Regions from separate parts of the Homo sapiens genome. Here all the other regions are linked to region 3. Evidence: read pairs that join two places in POLR2A ChIA-PET (ENCODE). Cell type or tissue: PC-9. All regions are shown on one strand. Links, peaks and the distances in the headings refer to the core of each region. The heading gives the core; the rest is flanking DNA. Region 1 overlaps ATXN10 (ataxin 10). Region 2 has its middle 5.6 kb from the start of ATXN10. Region 3 holds the start of LINC01589 (long intergenic non-protein coding RNA 1589).

What was found. Peaks named below come from ENCODE experiments on the same cell type or tissue, not always from the same donor. Only the 100,000 strongest peaks of a DNase experiment are listed, where the experiment ranks them.
Region 1: POLR2A ChIA-PET joins it to region 3 with 19 read pairs; 6 of 35 experiments call an interaction of 5 or more read pairs at or near these places.
Region 2: POLR2A ChIA-PET joins it to region 3 with 22 read pairs; 5 of 35 experiments call an interaction of 5 or more read pairs at or near these places.

The regions. Positions count from the first base shown.
Region 1 is chr22:45,672,318-45,682,782 of GRCh38, reverse strand. The region is part of intron 1 of ATXN10 (ataxin 10); the gene reads right to left. Among named protein-coding and RNA genes, the nearest start is that of ATXN10, 5.7 kb to the right of the region's middle. RefSeq lists a silencer at 10,317-10,465. In PC-9, for the core only: no CTCF peak of the experiment used is centred there; no DNase peak of the experiment used is centred there; H3K4me3 peaks cover 2,384 bases; H3K27ac peaks cover 4,809 bases.
Region 2 is chr22:45,661,000-45,671,464 of GRCh38, reverse strand. No RefSeq gene overlaps it. Among named protein-coding and RNA genes, the nearest start is that of ATXN10, 5.6 kb to the left of the region's middle. In PC-9, for the core only: no CTCF peak of the experiment used is centred there; no DNase peak of the experiment used is centred there.
Region 3 is chr22:45,601,322-45,611,786 of GRCh38, reverse strand. It overlaps LINC01589 (long intergenic non-protein coding RNA 1589), which reads left to right and starts at 6,140. Exons shown (of 2, transcript NR_131244.1): 1 at 6,140-6,386; 2 at 7,029-7,355. RefSeq lists an enhancer at 9,893-10,465. In PC-9, for the core only: no CTCF peak of the experiment used is centred there; DNase peaks (open chromatin) are centred at 2,826, 6,346, 7,356 and 8,886; H3K27ac peaks cover 3,759 bases.

The DNA.
Region 1 (10,465 bases), core at 1,842-9,841, 71 kb before region 3:
GATGACATCAAAACTTTAGCCTGAGCCATAAATTGAAAGATGTATTTATTGTTTACAGAAACAAGAGTACTCTGAGGATATCTGGTGGATGAGAGGATCAGTAGAAATACAAGTAGAATGTGAAGTAGTCAGGTGAATAAACAAGTCTAGCATTCAGGAGAAAAATCTAGCTAAGCCAGGTGCAGTGGCTCATGCCTGTAATCCCAGCACTTTGGGAGGCCAAGGTGGGTGGATCACCTGAGGCCAGGAGTTCAAGACCAGACTGGGCAACATGGTAAGACCCTGTCTCTACAAAAAAAATTTAAAAAATAGCCGGGTGTGGTGGTGGATGCCTGTAGTCTCAGCTACAAGGGAGGCTGGGGTGGAAGAACTGCTTATGCCTGGGAGGTCAGGGCTGCAGATCGTGCCCCTGCACTCCAGCCTGGGTGACAGAGCGAGACCCTGTCTCAAAAAAAAAAACAAAGAAGTCCAGCTAAAGAAAAATGTTAGTCACCAGCAAACGGAAGTTATTAAAGCCACAAGATTGAGTGAGAATACTCTGAAAGTAAATATAGGCAGAAAAGAGAAGAGGTCTGAGGACTGAGTTCTGAGATCCGGGAAGGATTATCACTCAGGGAAATGGAGGGAGAGATTTTTCTTAGTATGGAAAAATTACAGCAGATCTATAAACTGATGAGTGCAATCCAATAGAAAGGGTAAAACTGATGATTTTTAAGGGGGGAGAGAAGAAGACTGCTGGAGCAATGTGTGCAAAAGGCAATGGAATTTAGTGCAAACTTAAGGGGAGCTCATATTCAGAGCAAGATCGCTAATCCACAGACCAGAAGCAAAGGCAGGCTACGGGCACAGATACAAGTAGGTGGGCAGAGAGGGTGATGAGAGTTCCTGGAAATTATCTTCTAGTTGCTCCTATTTTCAGAGAGCTGAGAGTGAGGATGAGGGAGATGGGATGGAGGTTTGAAGAGGGTGGAGCATGAAATACCTGACTCGGGGAGCAGGAGAGTCAAGGGACCAGGGCAAACAGCGGGACTGACAGGTAGCATTAAGGGCCACGTTAGTTAGTGATCAGCAAGTTAAAGTGAGAGCAGTCTGCACGGCTGTATGTTTTTCTCTAGCCTTGTTCAGCTATTTGGGTACTGTCGCAAAGGTAACAAGTTGGATTTGACCAGAGCTGGAGTTTTACCAGGCAAACATAACAAAGTTTAGAGAGGAGGCAGTGGAGTTGAGGATGTACATTAAAAAATGCTCTTATTACTCATCCATGGATCTAAGCCAGATCAAGATGGGAATGTGAACATTAAGAAGGGGAATGAAAAACAAAAGGGGTAGTAAATAGGAAATAGGGTCAAAAGACTGTAGGTCCTGGTGAGGTTAAAGACTTGATGAAGCAAGGGCCCTAAAGAGAAGATAAAACAGGGATTGGGACTCGAGATTGTGGGGGAAGGCAGCTACAGTTATGGATAAAGTCTAAGTAAGGTATGGCAATGTGTGTCTGAGATGGGATGGAGGTCAAGCTCACTAAGGGAGAGAAAGTCAAAGAAATTCGAGGTCAGGATAATGAAAGGAAAATCTATATAAACAATGAAATAACGAAGATTTAAGACAGGAGAAGAAATAGAGTGAAAAGTGAGCCAGGGCTAAACTCTTCAAGGAATGAGGCAGACTGACCCAAAGGTCTCTTTTAACCACAAAAGTGATTAAACAAGGGATACTCTGATGTCATGAGATTAAAAGTTGGAGTGGTCTATGGAGGAAAAAGGTCTGAAAGCAGCAATGACAATCAAGGAGAACTACCACACCTTTGAGCCAAGCATTGTACTGAGTGCAGGAGAGAAAACAGCCTCCCACTTTCAAGAACCCTGGGAAAGGCATGTCCTCAGAGCCATATTTCATTTAGATCAAGAAGATGAATGGATGTTTACAGAAGTTCAGGATACAGGGAATTTTGCTGAGGGCATAGAGAAGGATCTTAAGAACTGGGGAGTCAGAAGAGGATTCATGTAAAAAAACCTTAAAGGGTTCCAGGAACAGTGGCTCACACCTGTAATCGCAATACTATGGGAGGCTGAGGCAGGAGGATCACTTGAGCCCAGGAGTTCAAGACCAGCCTGGGAAACATAGTGAGAGCTAATCTCTACCAAAAAAAAAAAAAATTTTTAATTAGCGGGGCATGGTGGCGCTGTGATGGCACCACTGCACTCCAGCCTAGGTGACACAGTGAGACCCTATCTCAAAAAAACAAAAAAGCCTTAAAGGGATGACAGTTCAGAGAGTAAGAGAAAACCTAGGAGTTTCTCATATAACTTAGAAAATCTGTGTGAATTTCTAGCAAAAACCCTGCTGCAATTTTATTATGAATGGCATTGAATCCACAGGTCAATTTGGGAGGTATTGATGTCTTTGTTATTGAGGTTTCCTATAATACAATGGTGTATCTTACCACTTAAGTCTTTTTAAATGTCTTTTGATAGTTTTATAATATTCTCATTGATGATGATGATGACAATGACACCAACAACGAAAACGCTAACACTTAAACTGTGTCTATTAGGTGCCAGACACTGTTCTAAGCAGTACACAAACTCCTCAATAGCTATAATGAAAGAGCATCCCCCACTTATGGATCATCTCGTTAACTCTAATAACTTCTCTAAGCTTGTGGCCATCACAGGGCCCAGCTCACCCTACTGGTAGTCCCACAGTTCCTTTGCTTTTGAGTGTCATTGCCCACAGTCCAGTGACCAAGCCCTTGGGTCCAGTGACCACTACAAAAGACTGGAAGAATGAAAGAGCTGAGAAACTCTGCTCTGAGGGTACTGGTGGTCACAATCCTAACCTTATTTATTTCGATTGGTTTTATTTATTTCGGCTGGCTCAAACTCTTTCCTGTCTACTTCATGCATTTAAGATAATTGAATGTATGAGGTGGCTCACACTGACCACTTCTGTATTTTGAAGCTGAGTCAGAACACCTTACCAAACAATTCCATGTAGCATTCCAGCTCATGGCATAGGTAAAAATAAAGGAAATTGCCAGCACACTCTAAAATATGCTTTTTATAGTGTAACTTAATTGATGTTCTCTCTCAACAAAGTTGAGCTGAATCATGGTTGAGTCAAAACGCCATATGGCGTCCTCAGCCAAGCTGACGACTCGTGTGGGTTTTTGTTTTTTGGGTTTTTGTGTGTTTTGGTGTAGTTAAAGACACTTGCTGCCCAGAGGCTCAGTAATGTCCGGGGAAAATCCATGTGCGTGTGTATACACAGATGGATAGGTTTATTTTTTACCTCTGTGGTATGTTGACCTCTAAAGTGCTTAATCTATTCACTTTCTTTATGAAGGTTAGTCAACATATTTATACAACCAAGTAACAATACCAAGTCATTTTTTACCCCTTGAAATCAGTCATCTGTCATATTTAACGTTTCCTGTCCCCTCCTAATTAAAGTCTTTCTTGTATGCTCTCATTTTCTCTCTCATGGCTCAAGAAAATCAGGTGTTCAAGAAAATAATAAAAATACTATTGGATGCTCATTATGTGGTAGGCCTGAAAGTTGGTACTGAAAACAGAGGTAAATAAGAGTCCTGGCCTCGGGCTGCTCTCACTCTAGTGAGACTGGTAGGTAATTAAGTGATTATGTGAAGTTCTTTGAAAGAGGTAAGCACAGAGTGCCAAGGGAATACAGGGCAAAAGCACCTGAAGGTCAGAAACGGCTTTCAAAAGGAAGTGAAATGGTAACTCAACCTTGAGGGAAAATGAAGAGTGTGTATAAGCAAAGGAATGAAGGCTTAAGACATTTATATTTACAAATTTACAAATTTATTTTGTAAATATAAATTACAAATATACATTTTTAGCAAATTACAAATGTATTAAATTTAATAATTTAATAGCATGTGAGCTACTCCTATGTCAGTAGTTCAAAGTAAGCTACACATAGTTAATTTTATCCTATCAATCACAGCTGCAGCACTAAGCACAGATCTTACATGTATCATGTGTGGTGTGAGTCAATGAATGAATTACATGGTAAACTAATCAATAGCATTTTAGCAATTTGAGTAATTACTGATTGGCTCACTGGAGCTACTGGCTCTTCATTGCTCTATTCAGTTCAGTTCAACATTTACAGAGTACCCAAAATGGGCCAGGCACCCTGCTAAGAAACACCATAAAGTCCCTCCCTTCAAGAAAGGCACTACTGAGTAGGGAAAAAGATACATAAAAGGCTATTTTATTATGAAACAAAAATAGCAGTGAGGGAGGAGTTCACATTTTAAACACATCCCCTCTACTCCAAACAATGTGACTTTTTAAAAATCATAAATATATAGCTTCACATGCCCACCAAAATTCAGTGTCACTCATTTTCATTATAGCCATTCTAATAGGGATGCAGAGGCACCTTACTATGGATTTGTTTATAACAGCACTATTGAGATAGGGTTCACGTGGCACACTAAAGTCACCCACTTAAAGCGTACAATTAAATGGATTTTGGTACATTGTATTATTAATTTTTTTAACTGTGGTAAAATACATATATATAACATAAAATTTGCCATGTTGTTCATTTTAAGTCTACAGTTCAATGGCTTTAATTATATTCACAATGTTGTACAACTATCACCTCTACTTCCAAAATTTTTTTTAACACCCAAATAGAAACTCTGTAAACATGAAGCAGTAACTCCCAATTTCCCCTCTCTCCAAATCCTAGTAACCTCTAATCTACTTTCTGTCTCTACAAGTTTGTCTGTTCTAGGTACTTCATAAAAGCAGAATCATACAGAATTTGTCCTTTTTCATTTTCTTCGGGCACATACCTAAGAGTAAAACTGCTTGGTCATATTCCATGTTTAGCTTTTTGAGGACCCACCAAATTATTTTCCATAGTAGCAGCACCACTTTACATGTCCACTAGCAACACACAAGGGTTCCCATTTCCCCACATCCTCAACGATACTTGTTCTTTTCCATTTTTTGGATAATAGCCATCCTAAACGGCATGCAGTAGTCTCTCACTGAAGTTTTAACTGCATTTCCCTAATAACTAGTGATTTGGAGCACTTTATCATACGCTTATTGGCCTTTATTTTTCTTTGTAAAGCACAGATTTTGCCCAATTTTTAAATTGAGTTGTAGGAGTCTTTTTTATTGAGTTGTAGGTAGGAGTACTTCATATATTCTGAAACAACTTCTTTATCATATATATTTTAAATACTTCTCTAAGTCCAGGACTTGCCTTTTCTTTTTTTTTTTTTTAAGACCTTTTGGCCTGAATTTTTTTTTAATTTTTAAATTAAACACCAACGAAAACCTCATTTTGTCTAAGCAGATTGAAGAGAAAAAATGAGCTATACTGATAGAAGCTGAAAAAAAAAATTACTGTCTACACGACTAAGAAAAAGACCAAGCAAGTGCAATGAGTAATAAGTTATAGAAATAGCAGCAACTCCACAAGAAACTGATAAGCATCTGCCACTATCAACTCTATGCTAGATGCCAGGCATACAGTGAATGTGATGTGCCCACTTCATTCAAGAAGCTCATCAGGTGGAAGACCAATGAGGTATCAGTTTAAGTATGAGATGAATTTATAGAAAGCAGCATCCAAATGTTCCATTATTTCAAGAATACTCAAGAGTCAAAATACAATCTCCCCTATAGAAAACTTACTACAGAAGAGCACTATTTCCAGAACTTTCTGTGATGATGGAAATATTCTATATCTGTGCTGTCACATCACATGTGGCCAATGAGCACTTAAAATATGGCTAATGCCAGCCTGGGCAACATGGCGAGACCCCATCTCTACAAAAAATAAACAAAAAAATTATCTGGGCATGGTGGTGTACACCTGTAGTCCCAGCTACTGGGGAAGGAGGCAGGAGGATTGCTTGAGCCCAGGAAGTCGAGGATGCAGTGAACTATGATCGTGCCACTGCACTCCAGCTTGGGCAACAGAGTGAGACCCTGTCTCTAAAAAAATAGTAATAAAGGGCAGGGCACGGTGGCTCATGCCTGTAATCCCAGCACTTTGGGAGGCCAAGGCAGGCGGATCACCTGAGGTCGGGAGTTCAAGACCAACCTGACCAACGTGGAGAAACCCCGTCTCTATTAAAAATACAAAATTAGCCAGGTGTGGTGGCGTATGCCTGTAATTCCAACTACTCGGGAAGCTGAGGCAGGTGAATCGCTTGAACCCGGGAGGCGAAGGTTGCAGTGAGCCAAGATCACACCACTGCACTCCAACCTGGGCAACAAGAGTGAAACTGTCTCAAAAAAAAAAAAACAAATTAAAAAATATGGCTAATGCAACTAAGGAAATGAAACATTAATTTTACTTATTTTCAATTAATTAAGTAGCTACATGTAGCTAGTGGCTACTTAATGAACAGCACAGATGGAGTATGACAACCCATCTCACCTGGCTCTACACTTTGTGGGGTCTGGAGATGCCTCATGGATGCATCATAAAGGCAACTAGCCAGGTACGGTGGCTCATGCCTGTAATCCCAACACTTTGGGAGGCCGAGGCAGGAGGATCACTTGAGGCCAGGAGTTCGAGACCAGCCTGGGCAACATAGTGAGACCCCCTTCTCTAGAAAAAATGCACTCCAACCTGGATGACAAAGTGAGGCCCTGTCTCGGAAAAAAAAAAGAAAAATAATTAAAGGAGCAACTAAAATAGAATTTTAAATGTTTGTCTTACTTGTTCAGAAAGAATTTAACATGACTTGCAAAGACTCACAGCAAGATAAATCACTTGTTAAACAAATGTGAAATACGGTGATATCTACATTAAACAAAAAGTATAAAACAAATGTGAGAAAAAAGAATTATCTTACACAGAGAAGAAACAGCTGAGGAATATCTCAATACTGATATTATATGACCATAAGCAATATGTTTAAATTATTTTAGTGACCAAGACACTGTTTAAGAAGTGGGTTACAGAATGCATTTAATACACAGCATGGAGAATTAAGACTGGTGTATTAATGATGTATTGCTACATAGCAAATTAGCCCAAAATTTAGCATTTTAAAACAATAACATTTATGATCTCACACAGATCTGAGAGGCTTAGGGTGTCTCATGAGGTTGCACACGTGGCTGAGGATGTGACTGGAGCTCAGAGGACCTGCTTCCAAGGTAGTTCATCACATGGCTGTTCAAAGGAGGCCTCAGCTCCTCACCACACAGCTCTCTGCATATGGATGCTTGAGTGTCCTCATGACATGGCAGCTGGCTTTGTCAGAGTGGGTGATTCAAGAAAGAGCTAGCAAAGAGGAAACTACGATGCTTTTTATGACCTAGTCTGAGAAGTCGCACACTGTCACTTCTACCATATTCTACTCTTCAGGAGCAAGTCACTAAGTTCAGCCCACACTCAAGGAGAAAAGAATTAACCTCCTCCTCTTGAGAAGGTCAGAGTATCAAAGAATTTGTGGACATATTTAAAATTCCCACAATGGGATGTAAGAATTTCTTTTCACTTGGGGGCTGCTAAAATTGTAATGAGATCCTGAGATCCCCTTCTCCGGAAACCCCAAAATTAGAACTGTCTTCCTGAAATAGCTGCAATTTTTGTTTCTGATAAGACAGGAGATTCAACACAAATGGATTCTTGGTCACTTACAACCTTGTTATATTTTAATAACAGGTCCTAAATAAATGGCATTTACTATGCATAAACCACTATGCTACACATATAATATTACAGATCCTCAAAATAATCTGTCAAAGTGGCTACCATCATCCCGTTTTCAAGGAAAGAAACAAGAAGCCTCACAAACTAAACCAGGATTCACATCCAGGTCTCCATGGTTCCAAAGCCACTGCTCTTCCCACTGCATGACACTTCTATTACTCAAGCTACCACTGACAGAAGTTTGTTTTGTAGCATGGAAGAGCTCAGAAGGACCACCAACTACATTATGTCTATGATTCTTCAAATATAAAATGGAATCCTAGAGAAATAATGTATTCCACCAAAAGAGAAGAATCTCTTAATTACTTTCCTCACTGTTTTTGCTTTTTGTCTGCTGTTTTCTATTTGCTACACTGAGGACTCATTTTGCCTGGCTTTTTGTCTCGTCCACCTTCTAACACCTTGGCCCATCCTCCCCCTGGATCCATCTGTGTTCCTGTTCATACTAGACAACAGCCCTATGTCCTCTCTGAAGAGGAGACCCCCAAGGACAAACACTGGCTCCCTGAGCATCAGAACTGGAGGGATCCTCTCAGAGGAGCAGGAGTCTGGGCCCAGCCCCACAAGACCCTTATAATTTGTCCAAAGACAAAGAGAAGCAGTGACAGAACCAGGACCAGAAGCCTGTCCTTATAAACCCTGATCATGAGTTCTCTGCACCACCACACAACTGTGTCTTTCCATGCCAGGACCTGCACATCAGTTCACCTTTCCTGGTCTCCAATCTCTGCCTGGAACAAGGACACTGTCCCAGAACTCAGATGAAATCTGGGAAGCATCCTCATTTCCTCATTCTCCCCCCCACAATCCAACTGGTCCGAGTCCTGTCCATTCAACCTTGTATCTCTCAGTATTTATTCTACTCATCCCCACAATGTCCTAATTTAGGCACTTTTCTCTTTCACATGGGCTTCCGCTACCACTCCTTAAAGGTCCCCCCTGTCTCTAGCTTCGTCCTCTCATTTATTCCCCACAATGGAGGCGGAGGCGGCCAGGAAGATCTAACAGGCAGATCTTATCGCGCCACTCCCTTGACAAAAACCATCAATGGTTCTCTGTAACTTCTTCCCTCACAAGAGATAGAGTCAAGAAGGGCCTTCTAAACTGGCTCAGGGGCTTGGATTTTCTCCAAGTTATAAAAAGGGAACTGATGTCTGACTAAATGTCTCTTCTGTACGAGAAACCTTATCTATGTTACTTAATTGTCTCATCGGTTTTGCAAAATTAACATATGGCCCCTTTGCAGACACTGTTCCCTCTAGTCCTCTCATCTATAACCGAGCACCTGAAATAACCTTAAAAAGCCTCTCCTGGCTCGCCAATCTTCCAACATATCCACATGCTCCCCTGTGCCACCACCTCTTGTATAGATTTCCATTACAATGTGTTTATTTAGCTATTTCCCAAATATGCCTGATAAAAGGGATCACTCACATCATTCCTCTCTGTACCCTCAGACCCCAACAAAAAAATCTGTTTCATAGTAGGTGCTCAATAAATGGTTGATGACTGGGTTATTAACTAAAAGGAGGGTCCATCATGATACAGAAATGCCTAAGCATTAAATCAATAAATACATCTCCCCCAAAGGCCCATAGAGCAGTACCAGGGACTTTTATTAATAGCATTCCTTCAGCAGCTCCACATTTCCCAAAGTGATGTGAGGTAAAGGAAGTGCTCAGACCAGGTGTCTAGTTTAAAGAGAGGAAGTCCTCTAGTGATCACCTAGGCTGACCCAAGTCTCAGTATTTCTTTCTTCAATGTTCCCTCTGCTTTGTACATACATACCCCCACAGCTGTGTTATCTTGTACATACTAGTACAGGAGAGAGCAAGGACTTTCCATTTTCCTACCCCATCACCTAGCACAATAGCTGATACATGGGTAACTACCAATCAATGTGTTAAGTGATAATATCAGCTACATTTAGTGCTATGTACAGGTATGTCCTAAGGATTTAATATGCATTATATCTCATTTACTCCTTATGACACTATCACCAGGGAGGTACTGTTCAACTTTACTCCCATTAAATAGACAAGAAAACTGAGGCCCAGAGGACAGAACAAGATCAAACAAGCATTGACTGAGGGCTTCGCACATTTTATATTTTCACGTACTTTATTTCATTTATTCCTCTGTACAATCCAGCAACTAAGCTGTGTATTATAGTCCCATTTTTAGACAAGAATTCTAAGGCCTGGAGAAACTGCACAGTAACACGCAGCTTGCAAGGCCAGGAACCAAATCCACAACTGTCGACTCCTGGGCACCTTCTCTTTTTGCCTGGCTATCTTGCCCCTCAGTGGCATCAGGACTGGACTGGTCTCTCCAGGCCCGTGCTCTTCCACACTGCACAGAGCGCTGCCCCCAGGGCAGATGGTGCAGCCTGGGCTCTAACGCCGAGGAGAAAGGAGTGCCAGTCCCACTCCATGCCTAGAGACTGCCATCCCCGCAACTGCCCAATTCCCGCGTCCGTAACACGGGTCTCTCCCGCTAAAACACACGCTTTATGACTCTGGGGGCCGCGTGGGTCTTGCAGCCAGGGCCTGGCGCAGCCCTCGCACATGACAGGGGAGGCCTAACCGTGTGTTGGGTCAACATCACCGGCACGCCGCGGCAAGGGCTCCCGGGATCGCGGCTTCGCACCCGGACTGGCTGCGGTGGGGGAGCGGGGCGCCCGCCCCAGGCCCCGCGGGGACCCACGAGCACGAGGCGGTGCCTGGGAGTCGGGAGGCCTGGGTGG
Region 2 (10,465 bases), core at 937-8,936, 60 kb before region 3:
TCACCTTGAGGAAGAGGGGCCCTCCTGTGGGAGGGGGCCCGCAGACAGAGTGGTCTCCCCCAGGGGAGGACATTCTGGGTGGAGGGGACCCTCTTGGGAGGAGACGCTGACTGAGGGTCTCGGGAACGAAGGGGGCCGGGCAGAGGCTCCCACTGCTAAGGCTGAAGACCTTGATCCCACTGCTCAAGTGGGTTGATCAGTGCCCCCGCCCGGGTCCACTGGAAGCTGGAGCGGTCTGTCACTAGCTTGCAAGTCTCAGGCCCTGAAAACGCACTTCCCAGTACTTACTGATCATTGCTGATCAATACCAGACCACTTACCAGGCACTTTGCCTCTAGTGAGTATACATTGCTCCAGCTCCTCAAAGCCTTAAAATACCGTTCGAAGTCAAGAAGCTAAGTTACACAGCAATAGGGTTAGAATTGTTTTTTTTCCTAAGGGAAATGAATATATTTCACAGGAATCAGACAAGGCTTCTCTAGCTGGTGTTGATAACTCACATATTTTCTTTCCACTGCCCTTTATTACAGTGTATATACTTTCAACAAAAATTGTTGCTAAGCCCTGCGCTAGGTGCTGGAGATGTAAAGATTAATAAAAGACAGTTCCAAACCTGAAGGAACCTCACAGACTATTGAGAAGGAGAGAAGCAAACATAACTGAGTATAGTTGTGAACTGCTATAACTGTACAAATTGCTGTGGGACCACTTAAAATATATAAATACATACCCTTTACATTCTGCTTGGAGGGTAGGAGTGTGCTTATAACATGGCGCTTTTAACATTCTTTGCTAAATAAAATGTAAAGATAACAATAAACACCACCAGAGTATGCAGAAAAAGTGAATCCTGGTGGGGCATGGTGGCTCATGCCTGTAATCCCAGCACTTTGGGTGGCCAAGGCAGGAGGATTACTTGAGCCCAGGAGGTCGAGGCTGCAGTGAGCTGTGATCACACCACTGCACTCCAGCCTGGGTGGCAGAATGATACCCTGTATCAAAAAAAAAAAAAAAAAAAAAAAAAAAGGAGGGAGGGAAATGAATGCTGCTGCACAAGCAAGTTACTTGATATTGTCATTCAGTTTACCCATTTAATTGAGTATGTATTTATTCATTCCACGAATATTGCGGTGTACTATGTGCCAGGTATTAGATCACTTATTAGTAGCAGTGCTCAAGACAATGCAAAATGTTTAACACTCCTTAAGCTAACAGGGCAAAAATCTCTTAATTTTCCCTTGAGGAGCACAGGATAGTAAAATGTACTTGTTATGCACCAAAATCCTGATCTTTAGGCCAGACACGGTGGCTCATGCCTGTAATCCCAGCACTTTGGGAGGCCGAGGCGGGCAGATCACTTGAGGTCAGGAGTTCAAGATCAGTCTGGCCAACATGGCAAAACCCCCTTTCTACTAAAAATTAGCCAGGCATGGTGGCGGGTGCCTGTAGTCCCAGCCATTTGGGAGGCTGAGACAAGGGAATTGCTTGAACCTGGAAGGCACACGTTGCACTGAGCTGAGATCATACCACTGCATTCCAGCCTGGGCAACAGAGGGAGACTCTGTCTCAAACAAACAAACAAAAAAACCTGGCCTTTAGTTTTCTTATTCTCAAATGTAACATTCCCAGAAAAACATTCCCTATAATATTCATACTTCTTGCCTGGAATATTGTAATATATTCCTGATTGGTCTTTTGGCCTCTGCTCTTGCTTCCTTACGTTTTAGATCGTTTAAAAAATATTTCAACATTTAACTCTGCCCAAAACCCTCTAAGGGATTTCCATTTCACTCAGAGTAAAAGCCAAGTTCTTCCAATAGAAAAGCCCCTAAATGACCTGCCTCCTCCTTCGCCATCACCTCCAGCCCCTGTGGGCTCTAATCACATCTACTAGCCTCTTCCTCTTCCATTGTGCTTCAGCCATACTGACCTCCTTATTGTCCTCTGTCTATTTAAAAGGAATAAGCTGAGGTAAAATCAATATAAAGAGTTTATTTGGGCCAACGTGAGCATTGCAGTCCAGGACACACATCCAAGTTGCCTTGGGGAGTGCTCTGGAGAACGAAAGAGAAGCTCAACTTTTTAAAGAAAAAAGGACGAATCAGGAGAGAGGGTGATTTAAAAGGTTGTTTGTCATGAATTCTCATTGGTTTAAGAAATAATGTTGGTTAATGATTGGCTGTACAATGTTGAACTATAGATTGTATGCCATTGTGTAGCTAGTTGACATCAGTTCGTCTAGAGGCCAAATAGAATGTGGCTTCAAGAGGTAATTAGGCCAGGCATGGTGGCTCATGCCTGTAGTCTCAGTGCTTTGGGTGGCTGAGGCAGGAGGATTGCTTGAGCCCAGGAGTCTGAGACCAGCCTGCACAACATAGTGTGAGACCCCCCATCTCTACGAAAAAATTTTTAAAAAATTAGGCATGGTGGTACATGGCAATAGTCCCAGCTACTCCAGAGGCTGAAATGGGAGGATTCATTGAGCCTAGGAGTTGAAGGCCTCAGTGAGCTATTACCACACCACTGCAGTCCAGCCTGGGTAATAGAGAGAGACCCTGTCTTTAAAAAATAGTAATAATTCCTTTTGAAAAGAGGTAAGTATTCAGCTCAAGGAGGAGAGACATGATTGGTGTTTCATTCCAATGCTTCTCTAGGCCCGATCATTTAAAGGAGATCATATTCCTCAGATAAAGTTTTGTTTTTCCTTTTTTTTTTTTAAATCCCATAACTCCACCAGGAAAAGAACTCTCCTGCCTTAGGAGTTTGTATATGCTGGTGTTTTTGTTTTTGTTTTTGTATAGAACAACTCCTCACAAACATCTCCATGACTTGCTTCCTTATTTCCTTCAACTACCTGTTCAAATGATCTTTTAACAACCTTCCTGATCAATCTATTTAAAATTGTAACAGGCTACCCAAATTCCTGATCCCCAGGAATTTTCCGCATAGCACTTAATACTTGATATATAACTTACTTTTCTATTTTGTTTATTGTTGCTTATCTATTTCACTTACTACTAGAATGTAAGCTCTACAAGGGTAGAGATTTTTGTCTCTTTTGGTTATTTTTGTATCTCCAGCCCAGCACCTAGAAAAAGACCTACTATGTGGTAATTGCTCAATAAAAGTTGAATTAATGAACAAAGAATCTTTTTAACTATATCAGCAGAGGCCGGACGCGGTGGCTCATGCCTGCTTACGGTTGTAATCCCAGCACTTTGGGAGGCGGAGGCAGGCAGATCGCCTGAGGTCAGCAGTTTGAGACCAGCCTGGCCAACATGGTGAAACCCCCATCTCTACTAAAAATACAGAAAAAAATTAGCCAGGCATGGTGGCAGGCACCTGTAATCCCAGCTACTCAGGACGCTGAGGCAGGAGAATCACTTGAGCCTGGGAGGCAGAGGTTGCAGTGAGCTGAGAGCACGCCATTACACTCCAGCCTGGGTGACAGAGCAAGACTCCATCTCTAAATAAATAAATAAATAAATATACATATATATATATATATATATATATATCTGCAGAAAGGAGAAAGGAGATAGCATGCCTCTAGAAGAAGTGCAATAATCCAAAAAGTACAGAAAAGGAGGCTGATGGAAAAAGAAGAAAAATTATAAGGGAAAAGATTAAAACAGAGAGATTAACAGGACAGACAAAAAGTAGAAATACGCATAAGAGAAACGAAAGGAAATTAAACTGGTCAAACAGTGGATGTTATTGACTGCCCAAAATCGACTAGAGGATTTCAACCTTGACTGAATTGACAGAACCAAGTTAATATTTCACTAGGGCTAAATGACATTGTTAATGTTATATAGCTGTTTGACTTAGACAAACCAGATGAACATGCCACCATGTTGATGTACGTGAATTCGACTTCAAATGAAATTTGTGATATAAATTTGTACCTTGAGCCCACTGCAGAAGAATTGAATCAGCAATGACTCAGTAATCAAGAAGGAAGTAAATACAAAGAAAAGAAAAGGAAGGAAGGCAAAAAAGAAAATCAGAGAAGAAAGTAGATGAGGTGCAAGGCAAAAACAGATTTGGACCAAAGTGCATATGATTTTGGCAAGGAAAAGAAAGAGGAAGTAAGTGAATACTGGTAAAGAGAATAGAAGATGAGGCCGGGTGCGGTGGCTCACACCTGTAATCCCAGCACTTTCGGAGGCCAGGGCGGGTGGATCATGAGGTCAGGAGATCGAGACCATCCTGGCTAACAAGGTGAAACCCGTCTTTACTAAAAATACAAAAAATTAGCCAGGCATGGTGGTGGGCACCTGTAGTCCCAGCTACTCGGGAGGCTGAGGCAGGAGAACGGTGTGTACCTGGGAGGCGGAGCTTGCAGTGAGCTGAGATCACACCACTGCACTCCAGCCTGGACAACAGAGCGAGACTCTGTCTCAAAAAAAAAAAAAAAAAAAGAGAGACTGAGTAGAAGATAAGTGACAAGTGGATAGAAAAATGTGTGCTTCTGCTGGCTTTTCTGTTGGAAACATCCTTCTTAGCATCTCTGCCTACGATGCTCTTGCTAGAAAGCTTTTGTCATATATCACCAACTCCACAAGATCTCATGTGTTCTTCAGAAGAATCTCTGGTCAGCCTGTGCCTCTCTTTTGGCACTGACTTTCCATAGTCAGCCTGTGCTATAGATGTGTGTTTATGCCCTCCTCTTCCACATCTGAGGTCCCTCAAGGCAGGGATTTTCTCATCTTCATCCCAGCCCTGTGCTTAGAAGCAATGCTATCAATATCTGTTGAATGGAAAACTCTGGAGATTGAGAAAAAGGAGAAAAAAATAACAGAGTAGTGTACTTGTTCAGAGCAGGGATTGGCACACTATCACCTATGAGCCAAACTCTTCCCGCCACCTATTTTCGTAAATAAAATTGTGTTAGAAACTGTCATAGTCATTCATTTACATATTCTCTGTGGCTATTTTGGCACTAAAGTGGCAGAATTGACTTGTTGCTACAGAGACTGTATGGCCTCCAAAGCCTAAAATATTAACTATATGGTTCTTTTTAGAAAAGGTTTGCCAACTTCTGGTAAAGAACATGAGCTCTGGAGTCAGACAGACCTGGGTGATGTGAATCCCTCTTTTATCTCTTAGCACCTGAACTTGGACAAGTAACCATCTCTTTAAGCCTTTTTTTTTTCATTTGTAAAATGGAATAGTAATAGCACCTATTTAATTAAATTGTTGGGAAGATTTGATGATAGTCAATTCAGAGTCTGTCATATATTTAGCTTAGTTCAATACGTGTTAACAGCGAACTGTGTGGTGTAAAAGTGAGAAAGTAGAAAGAACGAAGTGGGCAAGGAGATCAAAAGCTGTTAGGTAGTTGGGCAAATGAGAAACAGTAGGAAACACGTAGGAAATCGTGAGTACGGTCAAGATATAATTGGTAATAAGTGACTGACAATAGACTACCGGTATTTGAGGTGATGATTCTGATGTTAGTAATAGTTGCCTTGTGGGGATCAATTATTTTTATGTAATTTGTAAAGTTATTAAGCTATTCCTTATGATTGTTACCAATCCATTTTACATTTTATTTTTCATATTTCAATTTAACCAGAAGATTTGAGCATCTATCATGGACTATATTAGAACCTAGTCTTATGAAGATGAATAATATAATACCTTAGTCATGAATAACCTCTGAGTCTATTAAAGGAAAACAGAAATATATACTGATAAGATAGCATAATAAATCATGTCAGAAAAAAGATGTATAAAGAGCTAAGAAGCTGGAGAGATGAAGAAATACAACTAGAGAAACCATGTAAGCTGAATCTTAAATAATTGTATGAGCACTAGACAAACAAAGGTGGAAATACATTCCAGAAAATGAAGCACCAAAATATAGCCTCAAACCAGCTGACTTTATATATGGTTCTACCAAACATGGAGAAAAGATGTAATCCCTGCCTTATACAAGAAGCTTCATAAAACAGAAAAAGCTTCACTTCTGGTAATGTCACGCCAAGTTATTTAAAGCTATCCTCTGAATGAGAAAAACTTTTATTTTAAACCCAAATGAAATATTTCAAAAACCTCTTTGTCACCTGGTTGATCCAAGGAACCAAAACACCTGAATTGGGATTAAGACAGACCCAGAATGGTGGCACATTTAGACACATGACAGAAGCAAATGAAAACCATCTTTGGAAGAATGTGCCATCCTAAGCATCAAATTATTTCTACAAATACTTCTCAAATAGAGTGAACAACACAAAAATAACTCACTCTACAGGGAAACCAGAAATTATAAGAACCAGCAGAAGCAACATACAACAGAAACTGATCCACAAAAACTTAAGCTATTGGAATGGAACATGGCAATGACACAACAGGTTTACTATGTTCAAAGAAATAATTCGGCCAGGCGCAGTGGCTCACGCCTGTAATCCCAGCACTTTGGGAGGCTGAGGTGGGCAGATCATGAGGTCAGGAATTTGAGACCAGCCTGGCCAACATGGTGAAACCCCGTCCCTACTAAAAATACAAAAAATTAGCCGGGCGCGGTGGCATGCACCTGTAATCCCAGCTACTTGGGAGGCTGAGGCAGGAGAATTACTTGAACCCAGGAGGCAGAGGTTGCAGTGAGCCGAGACCACGCCACTGCACTCTAGCCTGGGCAACAGAGTGAGACTCCATCTCAAAAAAGAAAAAAGAAATAGTTCAAAAGTCCAAGCAAGGTATTGAACTATAAAAAGTGAAATAGTGTATTTATATAATAAATAAATAGAAATTCTGGAACTGAAATTAGAAATAACACAGTAACAACTCAATTGATGGGATTAAAACAGGTTAGAGAGACCTAAAGAGAGAATAAATGAACTGGAAGATTTAGAAAGAAACTATCCAGAATGAAGAAATTAAAATACAAAAAATACAGAAGAGCTAAGAGATGCAGAAAATAAGTTGAGAAAGTCTAACACATGTAATTGTAACAGAGGCAATACCTAGGAGAATAGCTGAGAATCTGCCAAAACTGATGAAAGATTCCAAACCACAGATTCAAGAAGCTCAATGAATAGAAAGCAGAATACACGAAAAGACATCTAAATATAAACACACCATATATTCACATCTAGTGAAGTTATGCAAAAAGACAAAGACAAAATCTGATAAGAAGCCACAGGGGAATAAAAAGACAGTTTATTTTTAAAGGAGTGAGGATTCAGTAAGCTGTATCCTCCACAGAAACACTGGAAACCAAAATAGTGGAATGCTATCTTGGATGTGCTGAAAAATAAAAATAACTGCCAACAGATCCATGGTAAAGGAAATACAAAAGAGTGTGAATTAGAGACAAAAACAATCCCAGATGGAAGATGAGAGACACAGAAAGGAATAAAGAAGACTGAGAATGGTATTTACCATCCGCTTCATCTAAATGAACATCCAAAGTACAAAACAATCATAAAGCAACAATGTCTCATAGGGTTTAAAATAAAAAATTAAAATATTCATGACATGGCTCTGCTCCAAACCATCATAACACTACCTGGGACTTTTGCCTTCTGCTGTCCCAACTAGTGACCCCAGGACTCTCAAAAGACCACCTCTGTAGGAACAGGCCCAGGTTTATCTCCTGCCTAAGGACTTCCTCTGCCTTATACTTCCCAGCAGCCAAGATCACAGAAAGTCAAAGGCCAGCAAAGAAAGAAAATCCATTGACAGGAAAGAAGGGAAATCCATTGAGAACAGTCTGTAAAAGCCAGAACGGTTTTTTGTGAAATGAGCTTTGTCAAGTCAATCAGTACCAAACAATATTTGGATATTATTGGCACTTTGTGCTCCCTCTGCCTGAACTGGGAATTCCTCTATTAGTTTTGACATTATCTGGTATTGAACCTCACTTATAAACATCTGGTAGAAAACTATGGAAGAGAAACTTGCAAATGCCATTCTGAATGGGGCCATCATTGAGACAGTGGTTTAGGCCAGGACTATTCAAAGTGCTCTGCGGACCAATTCATGACAAACTTCCACTTCTGGGTAAGATGGACGAAGACCCTACTTGGTGACCCCCACACTTATGTACCCCATAGTAAATAATCATAAAACCTAGATATACTACAAAAAACAACCACCTGAAGGGCTTGAGAGTGAACAGACGCAGACTCTGATGAGGAGTACCTCCTCACTTGGAGGAAGGGAGATGGGGAGCTATACAAGTAGGTTCACATCTCTGTAGCTTTTAGCCTGGGACTAATTGTAGCACGTGGATGTGCACAGCAATGGTTGGGGGCACATGTGCAAAACTCTGCATTCTTTCTGGCCTGGGGAAACATAAAAGTAAATGTATGAAAATTGAACACTGAAGAGAATGGGAAAAATCCCAAAAGGGAAAGAGCCAGAGAGGGTGCTATGCTTTGAATGTTTCTCCTGTCCAAAACTCATGTTGAGATTTTAATCCCCAATGTGGCAGTATTGACAGGTAGGGCCTTTAAGGAGTGACTGGTTCATGAGAGCTGTCCTCATGAATGGATTAATCTATTCATAGAATAATGGATTAATTGGTTATCTTGGGAGTGGGTCTGGTGGCTCTATAAGAAGAGGAAGAGAGACCTGAGCTAGTACCCTCAGCCCCCTCACTATGTGATGCCCTGCACTGCCTTGGGACTCTGGAGAGAGTCCCCTTCAGCAAGAAGCCTCTCGCCAAATGCAGCCCCTCAATTTTGGACTTTTCAGCCTCCATAACTGTAAGAAATAAATTTCTTTTCTTTATAAGTTACCCAGTTTCAGATATTCTGTTATAAGCAGCAGGAAATGGACCAAGATAGAGGGGATCCCCAAATTAATTATATCCGTATAGCTGACTGCCCACTTAATAAACCTTATCATGTGGTGTAGACCCAAAGCAGCTCAACTAAATACAAAAGATCTGACGCAAAACTGGAACTGCCCCTGAAGAAATAGAGTTTTCAGCCCAAGCCCACATAAGAAAATTGTCTATGAAAACAAAGGAAACAACACTCCACAGAGGAAAATAACAGAATCCAGAATCCCCACAGCTTACTATTAATAGTATCAAAATACAATCCAAAAGTTACCTGAAATACAAATATGAAATTAGAGAACATTCTCAAGAGAAAAGAAAATCAAATCTGTCCATGAGATGAACTAGATGTGAGAACTGACAGATTTTAAAGCAATGATTATAACTAAATTAAATGAGGTAAAACAAAACATGACTTCAGTGAATAAAAACCTCAAGAGAGAAAATGATCAATCTCAGCAGAGAAATAGAAATGATTAAAAAGGGCTGGACATGATGGCTCACGCCTGTAATCCCAACACTTTGGGAGGCCAAGGCGGGCAGATCACTTGAGGCCAGGAGTTCAATTATGAGCACCTGGCTGAAAAAATATATATTTTTTAAACAACAAAGAGAAAGAATATCAGGGACCTGTTAGAGGATATCAGATTTTCAAATATTAGTGTAATTGCAAGGCTAGAAGGACAGGAAAGAGAAAACAGGACCCCCCAAAAAAAAGTATGTGAAGAAATAATAGCCAAAATTTTCCAAATTTGGTGAAAGGTGGAATCTTGCAAATTTAAGATGCTAAACTAACATCAAACAAAATCAACATAAAGAAGCCTATGCTAAGACACATCACACCAGTGAAAGTCAAAGAAAGAGAGCAAACAAACATCTTGATAGCATCAACATAAAAATGACATATACAGAAAAACAATTATTGATTCATGACTGCTTCTTATCAGAAACCATGGAGTCCAGAAGATAGTGGAACATTTGTAACCTCCTGAAGGAAAAAAAAAAACTATCAATCAGGAATTCTACATCCAGAAAAAATATTATTCTAGAATAAAAACAATATTAAAGACATGTTCAGATAAAATAAAACTAAGAGATGGCCTCACCAACAGAACTGTACCACGAGAAATGCTAAAGGAACTTCTTCATGCTGAGGGAAATTATATCAGATGGAAACTCAAATCCTCAGAAAAGCTGACAAGTATTAGACATGGTAAATAGCTGGGTAAATACAAATAATTTTTCCCATTTGCATTTTTCCTCTCAATTGTTTTATAAACCATATAATGGTTCATAGCAAAAATTAAGCATATTCATGTGAGGTGTATAATGTATGTAGATGTATTACATGTAACAACAATAACAAAGAACAGAGGGGGATACTGACCTGTAAGTTCATTGTATATTACATTCCTTAGGGTAGCCATTAAAAAATGTAAGGAATTGTAGCTAAGAGGCTAATGGGAAAATCAAAATGTAATTCTGAAAAGCATTCAAGTGAGAAAATAAAAAAGAAAAGGAGGAACTGAAAGGGGGAATACAGAGAAGACAAACAGAAAACAAAGGCCAGGTGTGGTGGCTCATACCTGTAATCCCAGCACTTTGGGAGCCCAAGGCAAGAGGATCACTTGAGCTCAGGAGTTCAAGACCATCCTGGGCAACATTGTGAGA
Region 3 (10,465 bases), core at 1,715-9,714:
AGGCCCTGGCACCCACCATTCTATGAATGCTTCCTGTCTCTACGAATTTGACTCCTCTAGATTCCTCATCTGAGTGGAATCATACAGTATTCGTCCTTTTGTGACTGCGACTCTTATTTCACTGAGCACAATGTCCTCAAGATTTATCCATCTTGTGGTCTGTGTCCGAATTTCCTTCCTTTTTAGGGCTGAATGATATTCCATTGTATGAACAGACCACATTTTGGGTTTGTTTGTTTTTCTTTTTTTGAAACGGAGTCTCACTCTGTCACCCAGGCTGGAGTGCAATGGCGCGATCTCGGCTTATTGCAGCCTCTGCCTCCCGGGATTCAAGTGATTCTCCTGCCTCAGCCTCCCAAGTAGCTGGAATTACAGGTGCATACCACCACACCTGGCTAATTTTTATATTTTTAGTAGAGATGGGGTTTCACCATGTTGCCCAGGCTGGTCTTGAACTCCTGACCTCAAGTGATCTGCCTGCCTCGGCCTCCCAAAGTGCCGGGATTACAGGCAAGAGCCACCATGCCGGGCCTGGTTTTCTGTTTTTTTGAAATAGGGTCTTGCTCTGTTGCCCAGGCTGGAGTGCAGCTGCGTGATCTCAGCTCACTGCAACCTCCCACCCCCCAGGCTCAAGTGGTCCTCCCATCTCAGCCTTCTGAGTAGCTGGGACTATAGGCATGCACCACCACATCCAGCTAATTTTTTTTTCTTTTTTGGTTGATATAGGATTTTGCCATGTTGCCCAGGCTGGGCTCAAACCCCTGGGCTCAAAAAATCTGCCATCCTTGGCCTCCCACAATGCTGGGATTACAGCCATGAGCCACTGCACCTGGCCATAGATCACATTTCGTTTATCCGTTTGTCCATTGGTGAACAATTGGGTTGCTTCCGCCTTTTGGCTATCGTGTAGGGTGATTTCTATTATGATACTCTTTACCTTTTACAAAATTATTTGTATACTAAAAGCATAGGTTGCTTTTATTCACGTTAGTGAAGTTAAATAATGGCCAACTTCATTGGACCCTGCTTCTAGAATTCATTTCTCTTATGAAATTGAAACGAGCTTTGTCTTAAACAGTTTGGTGCATTGAGAGAAAATTAAGAAAACACAAATGATGAAAACAAAACGTAGTTCAGTAAATTTGCAATAAACAATGAAAGAAACTTGCTTTTACTGGGCCTGAAAGACCCCGTGCCAGCCTTCACGTTATCCTGCTGGTAAGTCCCGTAACCACCACTGTGTCTCATTCATCACTGTATCTCTGGGCCTAGCCCTGTACCTGAGTTATAGGAGACATGCCGAAAAATTTTTATTTTTTTAAAAAAGGAGAGTGAGGTGACATTTACTGAGAACTCACAAAGGCACGTGCCTGGGAAAGGAAGAGAAGAACTGGAACAGATATTTTCTGAGCTCCTCTTCCGGACCAGGCACCGTGCCCACGTTTTGTAGTCACCATCTTGCTTCATACTCCCCAAACTCCTGCAAGGTAGTAATTATTAGGCTCACTTTTCAGATGAGAGAACTGATACAGATGAAAAAACTCTCTGGGAGGATCTTGAAAGAGTTGGTAAAAAGTGCTAGATATTGGGTTTGGTCCTACCAGGAGTAAGCGAGGAAAGGGCTCTTTTCCCCGGGGAGTTAATATCAGACTTGCCCCCTCCAGAATATTGGGAATGGTCTCCTCGGCTAAATTGATTTAGTGTGTTCATGCCAAGCCCTTCCTAGGCCTTGTGTCCATGCCTGGTTATTGTTGTGTGTTGTTTTAATTTCATGCATATTTTATTTTTTAATTTTATTTCATGCATACAGGCATTTGCACATAATAAATGGTCAATAGAGATTCACCAAGTTGAACTGAATGTTGTTTGCAAGGAGGAAGGATTGGTTCCACAGTGTCAAAGTTTATCGAGACCTTAAACCAAAGGTAGCCTCTTCTTTCTGCTTGTCATGGAAAGAGCACAGGAGGCCGGAGGGTAAGAAACAGCTTGGCCGTGTCCTACTCTGGGGGAGTTTCTTCGTTTCTGAGGCTCACATTTGTCCTCTGCAAAATGGTAGTAATGATCTCAACCTGGCAGTGTTGTTTGGGGCTGGTGAAGGCCAAGTTGCTGCTGTTTCTCTAACGAAGGTCATCCCTGTCCAGTTAGAAATGTCCTTTCTTTTTCTTTCTTTTTTTTCTTTTTTCTTTTTTTTTTTGAGATGGGGTCTCACTCTGTCACCCAGGCTGGAGTGCAGTAGCATGATCTCGGCTAACTACAACCTCTGCCTCCCAGGTTCAAGTGATTCTCCTGCCTCAGCCTCCTGAGTAGTTGGGACTACAGGCATGTGCCACCACGCCTGGCTAATTCTTGTATTTTTAGCGGAGGTGAGGTTTCACCATGTTGGCCAGGCTGGTCTCGAACTCCTGACCTCAGGTGATCCGCCCGCCTCGGCCTCCCAAAATGCTGGGATTACAGGAGTGAGCCACAGCGCCCGGCCAAAAGTGTCCTTTCTTTTTAATGTCTATTAGAAACAGGCTGTGCTTCTACCTCTGAGCTCCGCATGCCTCTTTCCTCTCACCCCTACCCCACTCCTACCGTGCCTCTCACTGAACACCCAAGGTACCCATTCTCCAGGGCATTAGCCCACCAAGCTGGGCCTCACATCCAGCTGCAAAGATCACCCAAAGCTCTCTGTGCCATGATGAGCTGGCATTGGTCTCACTGTCGTATGACAAACAGGAAAGCTAGCAGGAAAGCCACAGACCGACCTAGTAAGCTTTCTCATGTTACCCTAGGTTAGTCATCGCTGCCAAGTTTTTGTGGCACAGAAAGAAAAAAATAAGCCCCCTCTTAAGCCCATGGAACTGAAGAAGACTGGAATGTGGAGAATGCCCAGTCCTCCTAAATCCCAATTGGAATAATCATGCTGGAATAGATTTCTTCTTGTTCACTCAAAACACTAAGGTTCTCAACAGCAAGTCACCATCACCACAGGCCAGAGCGGATTCACCCGACCTCAGCGCCGTTAGCATTCGGTCCTGGGATGCCAAAGGCTTTCTCTGCTGGGATCTGAGTTTGGGGGTTGAGGTGCTCAAGTTTCCAGGGCGATGCTTCTGGAGGGGTTTTACCAGTTTCTAATACCGAAGGCTCAGGGGAAGCAGTTTCAACTGGGGGCCTCTCTAATCTAGGGAGACAATGGAGAAATAGTTTCTTGTGTGCAAAGCCACTCTTCACACTGGGACGGGCTCTGCTCCCTAGAGCAAGAATTAAACACCTGCTGTGTATGCACAGGAAAGGATGTTCAAGAGAGTGCTTTCTGGGGAATCTGGAGATTTCTTCTCAGATCTGTCTGACTTTTCCTGCAAGAAATGCAGAAAAGGCTGTTGCCTTTTAGGAATGATCAGGAGCACCGTCTACTCCACCGGCTGACTTGAATAACTCACCCTCAAAGGTGCAGGAACCAGGACAAGGTGACCAGGGTGTGGGACTCAGAGAGCTACAGTCTCACGTGACGATGAAACGTCAGGTTCAAAGTGGCTGGCTCATGTCGCTGTCATATTTGGCTCTGCTAACTGCGTAGATTTCCCCATGTAGGATGTTAGGACTTGACTGTTTCCCAAAGTGGCTGGCTCATGTCGCTGTCATATTTGGCTCTGCTAACTGCGTAGATTTCCCCATGTAGGATGTTAGGACTTGACTGTTTCCCAAAGTGGCTGGCTCATGTCGCTGTCATATTTGGCTCTGCTAACTGCGTAGATTTCCCCATGTAGGATGTTAGGACTTGACTTTCCCACCGAGGACCTTAGAAGGGGCGTTCAATGGCCATTTCTGCTGCGACATTTCAGTAGCTTCTGGGTCCCACCCTCCAGGCAACCTCTTCTTCCTCAGCCTGGTTCTGTGACCTTGTGCCCCCTGCCACTCCTCCATTCTTAGCTCCACATGGGGCACCCACATCTTCCCCCTCCCAGAGCCCCCTCCCCAACTTCCCACCCCTGTCTGTCCCGCTTTTTTTTTTTTTTTTTTTTTGAGACAGAGTCTCATTCTGTTGCCCAGGCTGGAGTGCAATGGCGCGATCTTGGCTCACTGCAAACTCCACCTCTCAGGTTCAAGCGATTCTCCTGCCTCAGCCTCCTGAGTAGCTGGGATCACAGGCACCCACCATCTCGCCTGGCTAATTTTTGTATTTTTTTTAGTAGAGATGGGGTTTCACCATGTTGGCCAGGTTGGTCTCCAACTCCTGACCTCAGGTGATCCGCCCGCCTCGGTTTCCCAAAGTGCTGGGATTACAGGCGTGAGCCACCACGCCCGGCCAGCTCTCTGCAGACACCATCTGGGCGTCCTACACTTCAGTTCAATTCTGACGCTGGCCACCCAGAGTTAGCACAGGCCCGAGAGGATATGGGCTCCGTCCTGCAAGACCGTCCCTACTTCAGATGTCAGTTGCAAAGATTGGGCGCTCAGGTTACCCACACTTCCGTCTGACTTGGCTACACATCAGGGGTCCCCAGAACGCCCTCCTCGGGTTTGGTAATTGGCTAAAATGGCTCACAGAACTCAGGGAAACACTTTGGTTACATGTATAGGTTTCTAAGACCTTATACAAACTGGGCCCATTAGTCTTTGCTCCCTGATACTATCTGATACCATCTGGTCTCATTCCTTCCTGAATGGAATAATTCCTTCCTCATTCATTATCACAAGGACAATAATGTCCTTGTAAAGGACATTATTGATGATACAGATGAACAGGAAGACGAAGAGGCACACAGGGCGAGCTCTGGTGGGGCCCGGGCACAGGAGCTTCTGTCCCCGTGGAGTTGGGGGGCGCCACCCTCCCAGCATGCGGATGTGTCCACCAGCCCAGAAGCTCTCTGGATCCTGTAGTTCAGGGATTTTTACGGAGGCTTCATTACTTACGCGTGATGGATTATTAGCTCAATCTCCAGCCCCTCTCCCTTTCCTGGAGGGTGGGGGTGGAGCCAAAAGCTCCAGGCTCCTCGTCGAATCTGGGTCTTTCTGGTGCTCAGCCCCCAACCCCACCCAGGAGCCACTGAGAGTCACCTCATTAAACCAAAGACAAGGGATTAGGAGCTTTGTGTCAGGAACCCGGAAAGAGACCAAATAGAAGTGAATGTTTCTTATTATGTCACACAGCCACACCACGAGGTTGGTGCAGGAGCCCTTGAAGGAAGCCCTTGGAGGATCTGAGACCAAGAGGGCCTGATCAGATCGGAGTTTTGGAAATGTAACCTGGCAGCCTAGGGGAGGACTGGACAGAGTGGGGAGGACAGAGGGGAACTGATTCACCAGAGGGAGGGCGTGAAGTGAGTGAATGAATGAGTGAACCAATGAATGAACAAGATGGGAAGGAAGGAGTGAGACCAGATGGTATCAGATAGTATCAGGGAGCAAAGACTAACGGGCCCAGTTTGTATGAGGTCTTAGAAACCAGATCAAGGAGGTGGGATCAACGGTGCTTTCCTCTAAAGAAGCACATTTCCGGCCGGGCGCGGTGGCTCACGCCTGTAGACCCAGCACTTTGGGAGGCCGAGGCGGGTGGATCACCTGAGGTCAGGAGTTCGAGACCAGCCTGGCCAACACGGTGAAAACCCATCTCTACTAAAAATACAAAAATTAGCTGGGCATGGTGGGGGGTGCCTGTAATCCACACTACACAGGAGGCTGAGGCAGAGAGAATGGTTTGAACCCCCGGGAGGCAGAGACTGCAGTGAGCTGAGATCACGCCACTGCACTCCAGCCTGGGCGACAGAGCGAGACCCTGTCTCAAAAAAAAAAAAAAAAAAAAGAAGCAGCAGCAGCAGCAAATTTCCAGGAAGAAGCAGGCTATGGAGATCAGGGCAGGCAAAGGACAGAATTAGGTTAGTGCATCAACTGGGTCCAACCAGGAAGACACATGTGTTTATCTCCTGCAGCACCAAAAACCACCCAGAAGACAGCTCAGTGGACCCTAGCAGTGGATTCTACATGTCTGCAGAAAATGAGCAGAAAACAAGCCAGAGTTACAGCTATCTGCAGAGAGACTACATCCAGGAGGTCTGAAGACTGAAAGTAATCACTGCAGTCTGACTTCTACCACTGACACCCTTCCCATACATAATTTAAATGTGTAATTATAATACCATTGCTTAGTTAACGGACACCAATTCGTGCAGGAGCTGCCACAAACAGTAATAAACCAGCTGTGTTAGAAATGGATCACTTATCAGTGCGTGCCCAAGCCTCCTAATGCCTCATGATGTTTAATAATTAAATTGTGACACCTTGAACCCGCAGCTGACACCATGAATCACAGTGGAATTCTCCAAATGGAATGCAGCCACACCTCAGCTTCTGTGCTGCGTGCTGCCACTGAGGACATTCGATACCATTGAAGCCGTCAGATAGAGGTGGGTTATTTCCCTGTGCCCTGCACCTCCCTTCTGGCAAGTCCCTGGGAAGCAGTGGCCACAGATGAGCTGCTGCTCTCTTAAAGACTGAGATCAGGCCGGGCGCGGTGGCTCATGCCTGTAATCCCAGCACTTTGGGAGGCTGAGGCAGGCAGATCACCTGAGGTTGGGAGTTCGAGACCAGCCTGGCCAACATGACGAAACCCTGTCTCTACTAAAAAATACAAAAAATATTAGCTGGGTGTGGTGGTACGCGCTTGTAATCCCAGCTACTTGGGAGGCTGAGGCACAAGAGTTTCTTGAACCCAGGAGGCAGAGGTTATATGGAGTCTCGCTCTGTCACCCAGGCTGGAGTGCAGTGGCTCAATCTCGGCTCACTGCAACCTCATTTCAGGAGATGAGACCGGCATCCTTGTGGGAGAAGATGGCCCTGAGCTGGGCATGGCAGAAGGGCTGCGGAGTGTGTGTGTGTGTGTGTGTGGTGTGTGTGTGTGTGCACACATGCGCACATGTGTGTGTGAGAGAATGTGTGTGTGTTGGAGATGATTACCGAAGCCTTCCTGGCACATAGTAGGTCTTTTTTCCCACAAAGAGTAATGTGATTATTGGTAGTAATGGTGACTGTCACCGTGCTTCTCACAGGCCGTATTTCAAAAGGTCTACGGTGGCTCCGTTTCTTCTCTGAGACTTCAAAAGTCCTTCAAGAGTGAGTTCCCGTCTCATTCTATGTCCAGGATGAAGACGGATGGCCTCTTGGCACCCATCTCTTTGGCATGAACGATGTGGGGAAACGTGAATGGAAATGGGGAACTGTTGCTGGCACCCAGAAGTCATCCGGTCCGGATGAAGCCAAGTCACAAGGAAGTGCCTCCAATTATTCTTCATAAATTCCTCTGAGGTTTCACTTCTTGTCCACACAAGACTTTAATAAAATGTGGCATCTAACTGAATAAAGACTATCCTTTCGGGTGTGTGTGTCATGACAGTACTATTTATGGAGGACCTCCTGTGTAGCAGTTCTTGCACTGTTTTACGTAATCATCCCCTTTCATCCTAACAATCACTCCTGTGAAGTATGTGTCCTTATTTTCATTTCGTTGTAGAGAAAACCAAGGCTCTGAGACATTAAGCAATGTGCCCAAGGACACACAGCTAGTAAGTGGCTGGATTTGAGCGCAAGCCTACAAGAAACTGTAAGTTTCTTATTTGTATTTATTAATTCATCATATTGTCATTTCTTCAAAATGCAACTGAATCTCATAAAATGTCAGTGGCAGAATCTAGGTGGAAGGTGCCCTGGTATTCACTGTAAAATTCCTTCAACTCGGCTGTATATTTGAAAATTTTCATGTTACAATATTAGGAAAAAAACCCTTGATTTCCAGGTGTTTTTTCACCTGGACAAACTTGAGAACTTTGGAAAAGCTGGCTTACCTCCTCGAATTCTAGTTGGCTGGCTTGGCTGGGTTGGCTGGGTGGGCCCTGGCACCCTCCACTCAATGCCCACCTGCATGTTAAAACGGGTCCTGCTAGGACCCTGGGCAGCCCAGGCACTTCTGACACATGCCACAGACTTCCTCTGTACAGTAGAATAGATGTCCCTTAGGAATAAAAAAAAAAAACAGGCAGCTTTCTGGTCGAATACCACTCTATGACACCTTCTGGGACCTTCCCTCCAAGTTTCTTCTACCAGATCAACAAGAAGGATTCAACTTGGTGTCTCTGTGTGTTTTGCTGTCTCATGCTGCTTATAAACTGCTTTGCCTTTAGCAATGTCCCTCAGTTATCTTGTTCTAAGGCTACAATTAAGAAGGAATCACTGTTGTGGAGGAACTCAGAGGCACCTCCAGCTCCCATTAGCTGGTCCCTTAATGCCGCTGATGCGAGGCTCTGACAGTAATTACTTTGCAAGTATAATGAGATACTTATGGGTCCATCAGGTGCCCAACCCATAGCATGATATGAAATATGAAGAGTTAAGCTGGTGGGTAATTTACACAACTGTCTACCAAGTCTCTCCAGGATGATTAAGAAAAGGAAATGCCGGATTGAAAAGATGCCAAGCTTCCAGAGCGCGTTCATGTGGCTCGATTGACAGTGGCAACCATTATCGTCATCACCGTCATCGCTGCTTTTAACGGTTAATGATAATAAGCCGTCACACACGGATGCAGCACTTTGCAATGCACAAAGCCCTCTTGCACTCATGCTCTCCAGCGCTCCTCACTGCCATCTGGGAATCTCCACTTTGCAGATGTGGAAACTGAAGCTCGGACGATGGCAGTGACTCGCCCTGCTAGCCCTGCCGAGAGAGGTCTGCCTTTGCCTCCCTGATTCTGAATCAGATAGGGTCAGGACTCCCTCTATTCCCCTGGGCTCCTCAACCTGGCGCCCTCACCGCTTACTTGCGGGCCCCTCCTGCCCTCTTCTGCTCCAGACGGCAGGCTCTCTGAGGCAGGACTCTGATTGGACAGCTTGGATCATGTGCTCATTCAAAAGCCAATCAGCAGCAGGGGGCTTGGCTCTGTATTCACTCTTCCCATGTTAGCTGCCCTTTTTTTTTTTTTTTTTTTTTTTTTTTTTGAGACACAGTCTCATTCCTCTGCCCCGGCTGGAGTGGATCTCAGCTCAATGCAACCTCCACCTCCTGGGTTCATGTGATTCTCCTGCCTCAGCATCTCGAATAGCTGGGAATACAGGCACCCGCTACCATGCCCAGCTAATTTTTGTATTTTTAATAGAGACGAGGTTTCACCATGTTGGCCAGGCTGGTCTGGAACGCCTGACCTCAAGTGATCTACCTGCCTTGGCCTGCCAAAGTTCTGGGATTACAGGTGTGAGGCACTGCACCTGGCCTGCCCTAACTCCCGTTAGGAATATGGGAAACTCTTTTCCCAAAGCAGCCTGCACCTCGGTCTTCCCACCCCACCCTACTGAAGAAGGCTCCCAGAAACCAGCTTTGCTGAGCCCAGAACGGCCTGGCTCTGGCAGATTTGCCCCCAGGCTGCAAGTGGGCGGCAGCACTCCCCCTACATGTCCCTTTCTATTTCCTGCCCCTCCCCCTGAGTCTTCCTTTCATTCTTGCAGCCAGCTCCCAGCCCTGCTTCCCTGCCAGGACCCCAATTCCCTAACTCCCTGGCATCAAGACCTGCATGGATGTCCCCTGCACTTGTTTTGTCCCCGGATGTGGCTCCTTGGACTGTCCAGCCCCACACCTGGCCTCTTGTTTCCCACCAGCTACAGCGGCCAAGGCTCCAGCAGGCCTTGTACTTGGCTGGCCCAGGCTTGGCTTTGATGGACCAGTGACCCAAATAAGTGACCTTGGAAAGGTCTTCCTAAAGGTGGTGGAGACCATGTTCTTGAGAGTTGGAGTGGTGTTGGCTTGAGTGTGGGGCTGAGATCTCACCCAGTGCTAGGGTCCAGGCTGCGAAATGAGGCATAGGATGAGAGAGGTTCTGAGCCACAAATGGGGTCCATACCTAAGAGGATGGGATCAACCTAGGGAAGGATTTGGAGGAGAGGCGTGTGTGGAAACAGAGCCTGGATGCTGAGTCCCTGGAGGCCGGAGTGGGCCCTGGGGCACAGGGAGCCCCTGGCCCCGCCACTGATGCCAATTGGGGTGTCAGTCCCCCAACAAATTCAGTCTGTCCATATCTATTGCTGACACAGGGTTTAGAGAGGGCTTAAATTCAGATAAATGGAATTTGAATTCCCTCTTTGTCTCTCAAATGTGTGAATTTTGGCAGCCAAGTTCCTCTCTCTGAGCCCAGTTTGTCCATCTCAAGATTGTGTGTGATCATACCCACCACACTGGGCCACCAGGAGGAATGAGCGAAGCACCTCATGTCAAATGCCTGGCCCAGGCCTGTGTCTGGCAGGGACTCATGGCTGCGGAAGGGTCATTATTTGCCCCCAGGGATTTCTAGAGAGGATCAGGATGCCACGAGGGATGCTATTGGAAGCAAGTCACACAGAAGCCAGAGCCCTGGGCTTTCCTAGCAGCACTGGACATGGGGCAGGGAACAAACCCGAGCCACACTTCTCAGAGGGTGGGCATGGCATTGAAAACGACGTGTGTA